3 separate regions of the Homo sapiens genome follow, and regions 2 and 3 are each linked to region 1. A link is a loop called in an ENCODE intact Hi-C map of the cell type or tissue named here. Cell type or tissue: GM12878. All regions are shown on one strand.

Region 1 (5,000 bases):
ATAGTCTCTGAAATACCCAATATAGAGTAACAGCATAGCAATTGCTTGACTTATATATACCTAACTGAGATGATGTGGAAAATATAGAGAAGAAAAGTGTGTTTTATCACTCTCAGTAAAAGAATTTATAATATAATTAGGGAACAGACACCTGTGAAACAATGTGTGAACAAAGCAATACAGTATATGCCAGTGCATCATTGCACTGACTGACATAGTTAAATGTCAAGTGGTACAGTACAAACCACTAGAGGCAGGACAGTATCCAATTATGTGTTATTATTGTTTTATAATACACCATTACTAAATGAAATAGAAATTTGACTTGAGAGATTTTTCTGGATAGATGTTGTTGGAAAAGTCTTCTGAAGAAGCAGGAACTTGAGGTGAGCCTTGAGGAATAGCTCAGTCATAGATGTTAGTGGGGTTGGTTGAATGAGCTAGAACAGGAGATATGGGTGGGATAGAATTGACAAAAGCCTTGATATGTCAATCTGGTGACCTGTGTTGGTTTATAGGATTAGTATTAGAAATAATAGAAAATAAATCTAAACAGGCCAAGATGGGTTGAGAGGGCATTAGAAATTGAGAGGCTTTCAATCAGAAAGAAATGTTGAAACTCAGTGCAAGAGGCTACAATGAGCCATTATAAATTTATAAGCACATTTACAAGACTGACCTAATGAGAAGATAAATTTAGCAGTGGAGTTCTGTATAGTGTGCCAGTGATACAGATTTGATCGGCAGATTGTGGTGAGTGGAGAGCTTTAGAAGTCATCATTCAAAGATGAGATTTGATGAGGAATAACCTTCTTAATGATTTTGTTGGATACACAGACTAATTGGCCTGTGGATTTTTTTTCCTCCCAAGGGTGCACTGACTTTGGACACCAGAAAGTATCACCATGTACCTTTTTCAACTGTATTAGTTATCTATTGCTTTGTAACAACCCCAAACTTAAAGATTAGAACAAATGTAATTATCTCAAGCTGTTTTTGATATCTATAGCCATGCTTAAATTTTTGTGTTAAGAATTTGAAAGCAGTTTAGCTGGGTGTTTGTACCTTTGTTTCTCTCCTGGTGTTGGATTCAAGCTGTTGGCTATGACTGCACCCATCTGGGAACTTAATTTGGGCTAGAGGATTGGATTAAAAGATGGCTTGCTCACATGGCTGCTGGTTGGAGGCCTCAGTTTCTCAACACAGAAACCTCTTCACAGGGTTTCTTGAGTGTCCTCATGACATGGCAGCCGTCTTCTTCCAAAACAAGTGAAAACAAACAAGAAGTGTTCTTCCAGAACAAGAGAAAAGTGTTTGGTAGGTCCCTCCTCCCTCTTTTCTCTCCTGCTGCCATGTAAGATGCGCCTTGCTTCTTCCAGAAAAGCAAAAACAATAAAAGAAGCCACAATGCCTTCTATTATGACATAGTCTTAGAAGTCATGCATCATTATGTCTGCCATAGATTATTTCTTAGGAACAAGTCATTAAGTGTAGCTCATGCCCAAGTGGAGTGAGACTGAGTTTCTACCTTTTCAAGAAAGGAGTATCAAATAATTTATGGACATATTTTAAAACTACCACGGCAAGTTTGTCTTTGTCTATATCTGAAGGGATCTACTGCAAAATTATTTTCCATTTGGATTATTACTAATTCCAAGTCAAAAGTTTGGATATTTTCTTTCTTTCTTTTCTTCCTTCTCTCTCTCTCTCCTACTTTCCATCCTTCTTTCCTTTGAAATGAGAATTTACATAAATTTGCTTATAAAAGGAAAAGCATTTTGAATACCATTTAATTTTACATTTTATTTTCTTCTAGCCTTCTGAAGCCTTTTTTCTATAATACCCTCAGACGCTTCATAGAATACTTTCCTTCATTTCTTGTGTTAAATGAAACCCAAGTCTCTTTTGAGGACGACATTCTTTTCCGGTAATACTCTTGAGTAGAGGCTACTCCTTCTTCTCTGTCTCATTCATCTAAAAGCCCAAAGTTAGAAACACCACCTTTCCAGCTTCCTATACCATGTATAAATCACTACTCTTTCACTTTTCCAATAAATTTTTTTCTTTTAAAGTCATGTCATTAGGCTATGCCACCTTCTTTCCTGAAGCTGGAAATATTCTTCACCACTTCATCACTTGTACCATTGTCTTCTTCCCTAACCACCAGGAGACTTTAGGATCCTTGTCTTACAGCATGTAAGCCTTGTGATGTTTTAACTTCATAAGCCCAGGCCACCTCCCCTCTACTCTTCACCAGCTTTTTAAATCTATAGCCACACAAAAAATTGTTTCATTTCTGAACTCTTGAAGAGTAGTAAGCACTCTGTTTTTTCTTTTTCCCAGAATTCTCACTCTCATTATCCTGCTCTGAACATAGACTGATTTATGGAGCAAAAGTCCTTTAAAATGTCATTCTCCTTTACTCTATACCATTTCACTTTTAACTCGTATTCTTTCTCTAGCCGGCATCAAATCAAACTCCATCATTGTAGTGTTTCTTGACCTCTTCACCTTGTCCTGCTTTCTTTCCACTTATTCCACTTCTTAAAGTCTGAATCAATCCAGCTCCCCACTGTTACTGATTTGCGGATGAAGGATCCCAGATAAAACCATTTTTCTGAGATAAATATAGATCTATGGACCTCAACTTCATCTTAGAAACACCATAATATGGCTGCGTTAGTTATTTATTGTTGTGTAGTGAATTACTACAAACTTTGTAATGAATTACTACAAACTTAATCACTAAAAACAGTACCCACGTATTATCTCATAGTTCTGGTCATTAGAAGTTCAGGCTGGCTTGGTTGAGTTCTCTGCTTAGAGTCTCATAAAGCCCAACCTGGTTTCTGAACTAAAGGCTTTGAGAAAAAAAAATGCTTCCAAGTTTATTCAAATTGTTCGAAGAAGCCTGCTGGTGGCAGTTATAGGACTGAAACCTCACTTTCTTGCTGGCTATTTGCTTGAAGTGACTCAGCTTTTAGAGATCACCTGCATTTCTCTTCATGTGGCCCCTTTCATCTGCACAGTCAGTAATGACATGCTGAAACTTTCTCATGCTTTCAGATATCTGTGACTTCCTCTTCTGCCACCAGCTCAGAAAACTCTCTAGTTTTCAAAGGCTCATCTCATTAAACCAGGCCCATTCAAATAATCTCCATATCTTAAGGTTAACTGACTTGGACTTTAATTATATCTGCAAAATCCCTTCACGGTAGTACCAAGATTCATATTTGATTTTATAACCAGAGCAAAGAGATCATAAGGAAGCTATATCTGGAATTCTGCTTGCCACAGTGGCTCTAGTTAGCTCCATCACTCATGCACCCAGACAGCTTTTTCAACCTTCGCAATAACCCTATTCCACACATGCCCTTACTCATTGTTAAACTAAGTCTTCACCTATCCTTTTTCTGCATGGAGGAAAATAAAAACAATTAGGTGAGAAAATATCCGTTAAAATTCTGGGCCTATATCTGGTCCTGGAAAAAATTCATGAATTATTTCCTCAGCATTCAATATATCCTGACCCTCTAGCAACCAAAGTTTTAACCCTTTACTTTCTCAATGAGTTCTAACACCCTATCTGCTAAGCCGTCTCTCAGATAAATATCCTCTTTCTCATGCTGTTCCTTTCACTAGTGGTTTTTTTTTCTGTTTTTTAAATAATTTCAACTTTTGTTTTAAATTCAAATGGTACATTTGCAGGTTTGTTACCTGGGTATATTGCATGATACTGAGGTTTGGGGTACAGTTAATTCTGTCAACCAGGTAGTAAAACAGTACCCGACAGTTTTTCAGCCATTGCTCCCCTCCCTTTCTCCCCACTCTAGTAGTCTCCATTATCTATTTTTCTTATATTTATGTCCATGTGTACCCAATACTTAGCTCTCATTTATAAGTGAGAACATGCGGTGTTTGGTTTTCTGGTCCCGTGTTAATTTGCTTTGGATAAAGGCCTCTAGCTGCATACATGTTGCTGAAAATAACACAATTTCATTCTTTTTAAGTGGCTGTATAGAATTGCATGGTATATATGTACCATACTTTCTTAATCCAATCCACCATTGATGGACATCTAGTTGATTCCATGTATTTGCTACTGTGGATAATTCTGCAATGAGCATACAAATGCATGTACTTTTTGGGTAGAAAGATTTATTTTCCTTTGGGTATATACCCAGTAATGGGATTGCTAGGCCAAATGGTAGTTGTGTTTTGAGTTCTTTGAGAAATCTCCAAACTGCCTGCCAAAGTGACTGAATTAATTTCCATTTCTGCCAAGAGTGTATAAGGATCTCTTTTTCAATGTAGCCTCACCAGCATCTGTTATTTTTTGACTTTTTAATAATAACAACTCTGGTGTGAGATGGTACCTCATTGTGGTTTTGATTTGCATTTATTTGATGATTAGTAATGCTGAGCATTTTTCATGTTTGTTGGCTGCAGGTATGTCATCTTTTGAGAAGCATCTGTTCATATCCTTTGCCTACCTTTTAATGGGGTTGTGTTTTGCTTGTTGAATTGCTTAAGTTTTTTTATAGATTCAGGACATTAGACCTTCATTAGATGTATAGTTTGAAGATATTTTCTGCCATTCTGTAGGCTGTTTACTCTGCTGATAGTTTCTTTTGGAGTAGACAGACTGTGGCCCTATCTTCACTGTTCCTCACCTGGCAGGGCCTGCCAGCTTCAGCCCTCAGCACTTTTTTCTTCGTTTCCTTTCAGCATATAAATATATACTAGTTACTCTAATATTAAAAAAAAGATGAAAAAAACATTTTTATTCCTTCATCTTTCTCTATCTATTGCTTCTTTTCACTCTTTTTGGTTGATACTTGGATATTTTTGTCTACATTCTCTGTATCAGTGTCTACAGTATTTCACAACTAAGTTATTACTGAATCTATTTTAATTTCATTGCTCTACAGATTATGTCTTCCCCCCAGAACATTACTGAAACAGCTCTTTATAAGGCTACTAATGCCCTTTCAGTATTA
Region 2 (5,000 bases), 120 kb after region 1:
ATCAACTTATAGTTTTAACTATCTTTCAAGGAAATCTTATATCCTCCATACCCTTATTAACTAAATATAGAAACAAATCATTTTATATTATTTCTTCTTTTTCCAAGAAAGAGACATAAATAGAGAAAGAGAAAGAGAAGGAAGAAAAGAAGTGAGGGAGTGAGGAAGAAAGAGGGATAGGGAAAGAGAAGGGTGAGGGGAGAGAGCGAAATATCACTGAAAAGAAAGAAACATTCTTAGGAATCATAATTCACAGTAATATCTGGCAAGTTATTTCATTGATGCTATAGAAATTCTGATGAATAAAAGCCATTATCTTGATACAAATGCTAAAGTACACAACTATTTATATAATTTCAAGTCTCATAAGACTTCAACACTATGAAGATTATTTCTCTAACTTGGAAATTGTTCTATTTATATCTGCTAACCCTGAGATTGAACACAGTGAACCATGAAAATGTCCCACTATTAAGGTCACACAGGAAGTCAATAGCAGAAATGAGAATGTAACTAACTTACATATGTTGACAACACTTAACACAATATTATAAAATCTTTCTTTAACTAAGAAGCGCCAATAGAGATTCAGTTAAGGAAGAGTTCAAGTTGGGTCAAACGGTTTAAAAAATAGCTCAAAAGGTAGGCAGTATTTTATTTTAGCCTCCATGAGTGACTCAAATGTTGAGAGGGAGATTAGAAGGCACTGAAAAATGGAAGGTAGTGGAGTGGAAATGGAGAGTGGCCTAGTTTGGATAGAGTGAGGTAGAGTAAAGCTGGATGAAAAGCTTGGGAATGTGGATGACGACCGTATTCTCATTAGTAGTCGAGTATACCAGCTTTGGAAATAAATAGTCTACAGTACAAATTTTAGCCCAGCCTCTTAAGTAGTGGTGTGACTATGTTAGTCTGAGTCCTCTGAGAAGCACATAACAAGATGTAATTGGAAGTGCAAGAGATTGATTGGGGAAAACGCCTATGAGAAAAAGTGGGAGGGAGCCAGAGAAGGTTGAGAAAGTTGTCAGACCGTAATGTAAGTCTAACCCCTGTGAAGGAGAAAGAGAAGGAGGGAAAGAAGGTTTTAGACAGCCGTGTAGCTCCAGTAAGTTTCAACAAACTTGACAGGGTGCCCTTGAGCCGAAGTCATTCATCTGAGGAGTCTTGTATCTCCCAGGATGATCCTGCATTAGTATCCCAGCTGCACTCTGTCATTGGCAAAGAGCAGTCATGGAAATTGTGACCTTGGTGCACACATGGTGATGGATTTTAGAGTCTAGTAGCTGGAGACATCATGCATTACACTACCCACTGTGAAAGCTGCATTTTTTTGGCTGTTAGGATGGCCCTGAGCAACTAACTTTGAGTTGCCATTCCATCATTTACCAGTGGGAAATAAAATGCTTATTTCATTGAATTGTTGACAATTAAATGAGTACATATCTATAAAGTTGGTAAAATATAGTATAGAAGTTGTGGTTTCTGACATGATATTGGTGACTTTGATGATAATGGTAAATAAATGTAGGGTTAAGAATTTTTGTTCAATGGGATTAGAGATCATGTAATGCATAAAGTTTTCTTGGCAGAAGAAGTCACCATTTCCCATGGGATTTAGAGGTTAAGCAGTGGTAAGCAAGTAGAGGTTATTACTAATCTTTATAAAAGATAGAGAATGAAGAAATCCCATCAGAAAATTGTCACATTAAGTAAGGCAATGTAGCAGAGATAATGTTAGCTATAATCAGGGAAGAAGGGAAAGAGAAATACTATGGAAAATTATTCATCTGTGGACATGACATCTGAGTAGATGTGTAAGGCTGGAGGAATTTAAAGAACTTACTTGATAAATCAAAGCCCTAGAGAATATAGAACATTACATAGGATTGGAGCATAAGCAGAAGGATTGACAGTGGTTAAAATATTTCTTGTGCAGAATAGATAAATCCATAGATACAGAAAGTAGATTAGTGGCTGCCAGGGGCTGCGAGAGGGGGGAATGGAGAATGACTACTAAATGGGTATAGAATATTTTGCGGGGAGGTGAAAATGTGCTAAAATTGACTGTGGTGGTGGTTGCACAATTTTGTGAATATACTGAAAAGCATTGAATAATGCACTTTAAATGAGAGAATTATGGTTGACCCTTGAATGGCCTGGGTTTGAACTGTGCAGGTCCACTTATACACTGATTTTTTTTTTCAATAAATATAATTCCTCCATAAAAAGAATATTTCTTTCTGAGAAATAGTAAAAGGGAAAAGAGAGATAAAAGCTATGGAGTGATTTTGGAAATAAAAAAGATGGAAGATGAGTATTTTTATTTGTAAAGCCTTGAATTTCTCAGTAAACTAGGGAGCAATATCACCACTCCTCAACTAACCGGTAAAATAATTTCCTTTACTTGCTAAATTCTAGTCAGCCATCCTGTATTGATCACATTTCCCCTGCTGATGCTCTTTAAAATTTCTGGAAGATTTTCTACTCATTCTTGATGGTATTCATAAAATTATTCCATTAAGGCACAATTCAATATTTTATTGAATTAATTTATTTAGATTGAGTCTGATTACTTAGGTATCACGATAATCACCTTGGAAACATCTGAATAAAAGAACTCAATTAATTTAATAAATTATTTATTTACTCTTGCATTCCAGATGTAATGAAAGAATCAGTTTAATCCATACCTATGAATTTACCAGCTTGCCTTGTCAAATGAAGATATGGTAACAAATGTAGATGTCACCCATAAAACCTTTCTTTACAAAAATTAGTCTGGAAACATGATCAAGTAATTTACATTCACAAACTGTAGATTAAGGATCCATAGTGATGGCATTACTGTTACTTTATCTTTATAATAATTTTTACTCTGAAATGAAATTCTGATTTTTAAACAATTTAGAAATAGCTAATTTTGATCCTACTTACGCATTCAACATTATTATGCATTAAATTACTTTATTTTCTTGAAGAGTTGTATTTGTTAAGGACAGCCATCAATAAACTGGTACCTTGATTATGGTCTCCTGGTATATTCCCCCAGAAAAACTCAAGAGAAGCTGTGTGGTAGAGACATAATAGGACAAAGTTATTTATATAGACTTTGGTACAACTGTGACCTTTTCAAACCAGAATCATCCATGCCTGTCTTCATTAGAGTTGAGCCTCAACCAAGATAAAGTTCAAGTAACAGAGGGAACACATCAGCTTGACAAGACTGTCTTCAATATATTTGTAGTCATAATTTGCAAAATGATATGATGCATTTTCCCCTATCTATTTGACAAATTGGTGGCTTTTTTGAATTTTATTTCAAAAGCCACATGTGTGGCTGCAAAGCATCTCTGCTTTCTGGTAATTTTATTACAAACACTTAAGACTGAATGACATGCTGAATGGAGCACCGCATTTTTGAAAAAAAAAAAAAAAATACTTGATGAGAAAAATCATGCCTGGTAATTCGTGTGCAAGGAGTCAGATCTAGAATCTAGAGGGAAAAGTAGACGCACAGCCTGGGGAAGTCAATACTGGGGGCTGTCTTTCATGTTATACTAATCTTGACATTACCATTGTATTTGGCAGCTGTTACCCACACTCCCGCAAATAAATCTCTGCCATTACTCTCAGAGAAACTCCCCGTCATTCTTATGTGAGATGTCTTATAAATGTGCAAACAAGTATTCCTCTAATTAGAATAGGCATCAGATTAATAAGAAAGTTGGATTCTGAATCATCCCTCTGCTATATCCTAAAGCTTTTTGGCAGACGGAAAGAGGTGTTTCATCTCAATTCTTTTTGTTTCCTTGCAGTGTTCTCAGAAACTCCCACAAGACAATAAAAATGAGTCAACAGAAGCACCTCGTGGTTGACAGTGTCTTGTTGAAGATAAAGGTTATTCTTTATATTAATTTATAAAAGACATTAGGAGCATGTTCCCTTATAAGAGGACATTAAGAGCAGCCAGGCATGTATTCTCCTCTTGTCTGCTACTGACACCTGGTTTCAAGGAACTCTCAATCTCTGCTCAGACCCTCCCTTTATGGAGCAAATAACCTAAAAAGCTCAGGAATATCAAAAATTCAGAAGCCAAAATGCACTCTTATATTTGGGATATATCTACTCCTTCTTAAAATGAAAATATATCTGCAATAGTTCATAATTTATCTTAAAAGAGATGCAGATGATCAAGAGATTGAGACTGTCCTGGCCAACATGGTGAAAACCCATCTCTAATAAAAATACAAAAATTAGCTGGGCATGGTGGCATGCACCTGCAGTCCCAGCTACTCGGGAGGTTAAGGCAGGAGAATTACTTGAACTCGGGAGGCAGAGGTTGCAGTGAGCCAAGATCGTGCCACTGCACTCCAGCCTGGCGATAGAGTGAGACTCCGTCTAAAAAAAAAAAACAAGATGCAGATGGCAGGCTTAAAGGATAGTTATTTGGAATACATCTGGACTGACTGCATTTTACACACATATATACTCGTGTATTTTATACACACACGCACATCTCTCTCTCCATATATATGTATTACCAAACATCTGAGTTTAACTTACCTTATGTAATTAACTGTATTTGATCTTTCAGATTTAGTAACTAAGAACCAGTTGTTACCCATATGCAGTATTTCTTTACTCTGTGGTGCTCTGGGGGATGTGAATTTATAAAATTGCTGTTAAGTTATTTTCATTCTTGTTGGTATACTGAAAAAGAAAACAGAGAAAAAACCACACTGAGCTACATACATTCCTACTTCCTGGTCCAAATAATTTGTTGCTAAGAGACTGTAAGACTTCCTTGGGTTATTTTTGATTTCTTTTGTTTGTGGTTATGTTTTTGGCTTTCATATGTTTTTATTAAGTGTAATATTATCTGCTTTGCCTGGCTCTTCAAAGCAGAAGCTCAACCATAACAACGTGAGTGTTGAGAAATACTGTTAACAAGATCAAGATATATACACAAATATGCGCTGCCATCAGCCTTTCTCACATTGGGA
Region 3 (5,000 bases), 240 kb after region 1:
CCGTGGCCTGTCAGGGGGTTGGGGGCAAGGGGAGGGAGAGCATTAGGACAAATACCTAAAGCATGCGGGGCTTAAAACCTATATGATGGGTTGATGGGTGCAGCAAACCACCATGGCACATGTATATCTATGTAACAAACCTGCACATTCTGCACATGTATTCCAGAACTTAAGGTATAATAATAATAAAAAAATGAAAGCTGATACCGTTTAAATAAATCTTTAAACAGGTAAAACTAATCTTTGGTGACAAAAAAGTAAAAAGGGTACTTTTTGCTCAGTAGTGATTTAAAAAAAACACAAAACAGAGAAGTGTCTTCCTCTGGGTCAGTGAGTGGCAGTGGAGATTAACTGGAAAGAGGCATGCTGAAACCTGGGCTGATGAATTCCGGTCACACAGATCTATGCATTTGCCAAAACTCGTTGTTTTGTACTCTTACAATTTGTACACTTTGCATTGCTATTTTTACCTCAATTAAAAATATTACTATAAAAAAGATAACATCTAATAATTTAACTTCTCTGACTAGGTAGCTCCCTCTTTCATTTAGCAATCTTAAGCATAAATATGGTTAGAAGCACCTGCTGAGCCATAAAGTAAAATAGTTTTCTGAGTCTTTCAAAAGTTTTCTTCAAATATACCTTTCAAACAAACACTGTAAATATGATTTTCTCCAATAATACTCCAAGTGACACCTGAAAATGTTCATGTCTAAAAGCAATGCAAGGTGAAATAATTTATAAAACTACATCTCCACTTGGTTTGTTGTTGTCATACATCTTAATACATGTATTATATGTATTGTAGAGCTGCTAAACACCCTTTCTCTATTTCAATTCCCCTGTCTTGATAAATCGGCTTCATCTGGGCAGCGAGCAAGAAGAATCTGTTGGGTGGTTCAAATTTGGGGACTTATTTAGGATAGACCTTGCAGGTTACTGCCCATGGCTCAGTAGTCCCTTGTTGCCAGTGAGGGGCTACTGAACTATGGTTACCTTTGGGGAAAAAAAGGCCAAGCCCAAGCAGCTGCGTAGTTCTCTTGGACTATGTACTGCCTCTACTGGTAGGGCACTGTTGAGCCATACTGCATGGATCTAATTGCAATGGAGAAACAGTTCCTGGAAGATGTCTTTTAACCTGGTTGGATGAGTATTCCAGGTGCTGCCAACACCTGCTTCCTTCTCTTTATCTGTTGGCCTCTCTAGAGGTACTGTAGGTAGCCCTGTCATAGGAACTGTCTGTCTCTGCGGCCTCAAAAATAAGGGACTTTTTGGAGAAATACTCTTTTCTGGTTTGGAATCTGGTCTGGAATCTTGGTTTAAAAGACCTTTTGTTCATCTTTACCTTTTGTGTGTGTGCTTTTATTTACAGAGAGGATTCCCTGAAGGAACTGCTATTGTAAGTCTAGCAGGCTCTCCTAGTTTGTCTAGTCGGTCACATTCTGTGAGCCCTGAAGGAAGCACGACATGCCTAACTCAGGGTGACAGTTCACTCTTCTATCTTGTCCAAAGACCACCCATTGAAATGCCTGGTCAGAGGTCATCCCACCCCACTCTGAGTGGATCAAAGGTGAGGGGGCTGCCAAAGGAAAGTTTGAGCCTTGTCAGGTTGATACTTGGTTGCTGAGCAGGATGACTGGTATCTGTGTTGTCATGTACATTTTATTCCAGCTGGAATGAGAAATGTTAGTTTAGCTCCCCTATGCAGCTGTTTGGGTGGGATCTTGCAAAATTGAGAGGTTTTTGCTGATGGTTCCATAAAATGGGAAAATAAGATTTCTTTTGTAATGTGGCTTGTCCCTCACATCTATGGTGCTGCAAGCAGGGGCATCAAAAGCTGCTCTGCTATTTCGGAAGCTACAGAGAAAGCAAACCCAGAAACTTGTCAAGCCAGAAAAGGGGTAAGAATTTCTTACCAGCCAGGGCTTCTGGCCTCTCTGTATGCAAACTGCTTGAATGAATGGTAAAATTAACCATTTGTCTCCTCTGCAATGTTTTAATTAATAAGGAAAATGATTTGTGAGACTAGTCTTAGGCTGTAGAAAATCCGGTATATTTTGTGCTATAAATTTGTCTCTGTTATTCTGTTATAGAGAGGGGTACCACAGGATACAACACATTCTGTGAACCCCTATAAGCCTACTGTTCATGCTGGCTTACAGACTGGTGAGACACAAACTTTGCTGTAGGTCCCTGAAAAAGAAAAATTTAACAAAGTGACCTCTCATCTTGTTTTATGTCTTTGAAAACTTGACCATATGGAAGTACACGCTCTTGGTCTCTACTATCTGGAGGTTGGGAAGTTTCAAGTTCATATCATGGCTAGCTTTAAGAATTCTCTTAAGCAGTGAAAATCCTTTGCAAGCTCAAAAACGACTGCCTTAGATTCCTTCTGGGAATAGCAATGGTGACCGCCCCATGCTGTGGCTCACTAGCTAAGGCTTTGTCCTTTCACTATGGTGACAAGCGTTCAATTCCTAGCTGAGGGAATGAATCCTTTCTGGTTTAATACTTGCAGGACTTTTGCCATTGATTATTTTTCCTGTCATAGATAGCTTCTGATTTCTTGTCTTCAATTTTATTTTCTCTGAGCTACCTCTGGGGCAACTCTAGATCTTGTAAAAACTGCTTGCCATCTCTTTAAAGACACCTCATGCATCCATGGTTAAGTCATAACCTTAGCTAGAGCTTACTGGTTTCACGTGGGAGGTTACTTGTGGTCAAAAATTCAAAAGCCAGAAATACCAGCTGTTTGTCCTGGCTAACGTCTGCTAATAGAATATTTTCTTCTGAGAGTTCAGTAGTTAAAAATTAACTGAATTAATGTTTATATTTGGGATATATGTGTACAGATATTGTTTTAAATCCCCTGCTTTTCTTTTGTAAAAACTTCTCAGACAACTGAATTCTGTTTCCCATTTACTCCTGTATGTTCTTCCTTGCTCTTGTATCCAATCTTTTTGACTTTTGTAGACAGGGGAACAAGAAATTACTTCGCATCATGAGAAAAATCAACCTTGATGTATAATAGTTAGATAAGAAATATACTTTTAAAAATGGCTGATGGTAGTTGCTTACAGTGGCTATTTATTACTCCAGGATGACATTCCTTTCTTTGAGTGTTTAAATAAGAAAAGCATGCTCTTGGATACTGAGAAAGTATAGAATAGAGTATGAGCTTAGATCTGGTGTCCAGCATGGATGAAACCTTTGAGTTTGGTCCCTAAATTTGCATGAAAGCACAAGGTAAATATTCATTTGCTTCAGGAGTTTCATGTTGGATCTGTCATTATCAAAAGTGATCAGCAATGAAGAACTGGTCGGACAAAATTTAACATTGACGTAATGAAATTCCAGATGTAGGCATTCCCCCCAGGTCTTTTCATGTGCAGATTGCAGTTCTGATTCATTTAAATAAAAAGGAACTTGGAAAACAAACAAACAAAAAAAAAACAAAAAACAAAACAAAAAACAAAAAAAAAGAATAGAGTATGAGCTAATTAAAGAGTGGCCTGATTGCTGTTGGGTTGCCCAGCAGCCTAGAGGAAATGTCCTTTCAATAAGATACACTGTGAAAGCATTGCACTATCTTCTTCCATAGCATTTCCCTTTTGGGGGGCCCCAGGGTTTGCTGTAAAAATTAGATGTTTATCTTGCAGATCTGTTTTGCCTTCCAGCTATACCTGATAATTAGGCCGTAGAAACTGTGGGCTTTCCTGACCCTTTTCCCGAAAAGACTCCATCCTAAAGCCAATAACCTAGTCAAGAAACTTACATCTTTAAGGAAATCTCCATGTGTAAGACTGTCTGGTTTTCCTGGCCATCTTGACTGAAATTTTACCCATACCATTTTTCCTTGGTGTAAATAAAATATGAATTTTCTATTTTGCTTCACTTCAGAATTATCCTTTTAAAGACGCAAATTTGGAACTGCATGCCTGACAATTGTTAGGGCCTGGAACAGGTAATCAAGAGACTGATGGTCTAACATAAGAAAGAGAAACTTAAAAACAGTCAAATAACAAATCTTATCACTCTACCAAATCTGCATCGGTTTGTGTACTTGAATGTGTCATGTGTGTGATGTTTCACTATCAAAATATATGAAAAAGCTCTAATTAATTGGCTTAAAAATAATAAGGGCTTAAATAAAATATTTTGTCAGGAAAATAAAAACCTAAATGCCTTTTTGTTCATGTCACTCTAATAATCTTTGAAAAATAAAGACAGTTTTAAAGATTTTTGGTAAAACTAAAATGTCTCCAAAATTTACACATTTTTGTCTGAATGAGGCAGGTCAGGTATAATTTTTTTGCTAGATGCTCTAAGGTTAGAACACTGCTCTATGACTTTTAATAATTGTTCAACTTGGCTGCTTTGGAGCCATTAGATTCTAGGTAATGCCTGGGGACAGTGGAGTAGCCATGCTCCCTACCAGTGATGGAAAGAGTCTGACACTATCTGCAGTTCTGTCCTGTGTCATAGGCTTCACACATGATACACAATTAAAACTGCTTACATTTAAAATAAGAGTTATGTGTTATTAATAAAAAGGTATAGGAACATGTTGTTTTTAAAAATAATTTTGTCTCATTTAGAGAAATTAAGGATTGTTTCAAATATTTAAAAAATATAGGATAAAACTGAAGGTTTAAGCAAGTTGTAAAAGGCTTGGGAAAGAGTAATGTTGTTTAAAAAAATTCTATGTGGAACAAGTTGGATAAAATTAAAAAGATATTATTTAGTTTTTCCATAAATTGAACATCAAAATAAAAGCACACTGATGCAGGACCAGAATCTGAGCTCATGGGTCTCAGTAACAGGGTTTTCTTAGAGCATTAATCTGCTCTTTAACAGAAAATTGTAAAGTATTATAAAAGATTTATGGAAATATTGCCATATTGATTGGATTGGATACTGATTAAGATTGGATATATTTGTTTACAAAGTTTTATTAGGAATTGAGTTAATGCAAAGGTGAAATTTGTCTTTCTCTTTTT

The links. A loop is a pair of places that touch in the nucleus more often than their neighbours do. Peaks named below come from ENCODE experiments on the same cell type or tissue, not always from the same donor. Only the 100,000 strongest peaks of a DNase experiment are listed, where the experiment ranks them.
Region 2: it touches region 1 in a loop (3-fold over the local background); 1 of 110 quality-filtered maps calls a loop at or near these places.
Region 3: it touches region 1 in a loop (1.9-fold over the local background); 1 of 110 quality-filtered maps calls a loop at or near these places.

Annotation. Positions count from the first base shown.
Region 1 is chr3:106,299,697-106,304,696 of GRCh38, forward strand. It overlaps LOC107986112 (a long non-coding RNA gene), which reads right to left and starts at 4,575. Exons shown (of 3, transcript XR_001740840.1): 1 at 4,494-4,575; 2 at 1,066-1,369. In GM12878, no CTCF peak of the experiment used is centred here; a DNase peak (open chromatin) is centred at 2,995; H3K27ac peaks cover 4,789 bases.
Region 2 is chr3:106,420,335-106,425,334 of GRCh38, forward strand. It overlaps LOC101929485 (a long non-coding RNA gene), which reads right to left. Exons shown (of 16, transcript XR_007095992.1): 8 at 4,561-4,707; 9 at 2,932-3,062. Among named protein-coding and RNA genes, the nearest start is that of CBLB, 550 kb to the left of the region's middle. In GM12878, no CTCF peak of the experiment used is centred here; no DNase peak of the experiment used is centred here; H3K27ac peaks cover 1,461 bases.
Region 3 is chr3:106,539,878-106,544,877 of GRCh38, forward strand. All of the region lies in intron 4 of LOC101929485 (a long non-coding RNA gene), which reads right to left. Among named protein-coding and RNA genes, the nearest start is that of CBLB, 670 kb to the left of the region's middle. In GM12878, no CTCF peak of the experiment used is centred here; no DNase peak of the experiment used is centred here.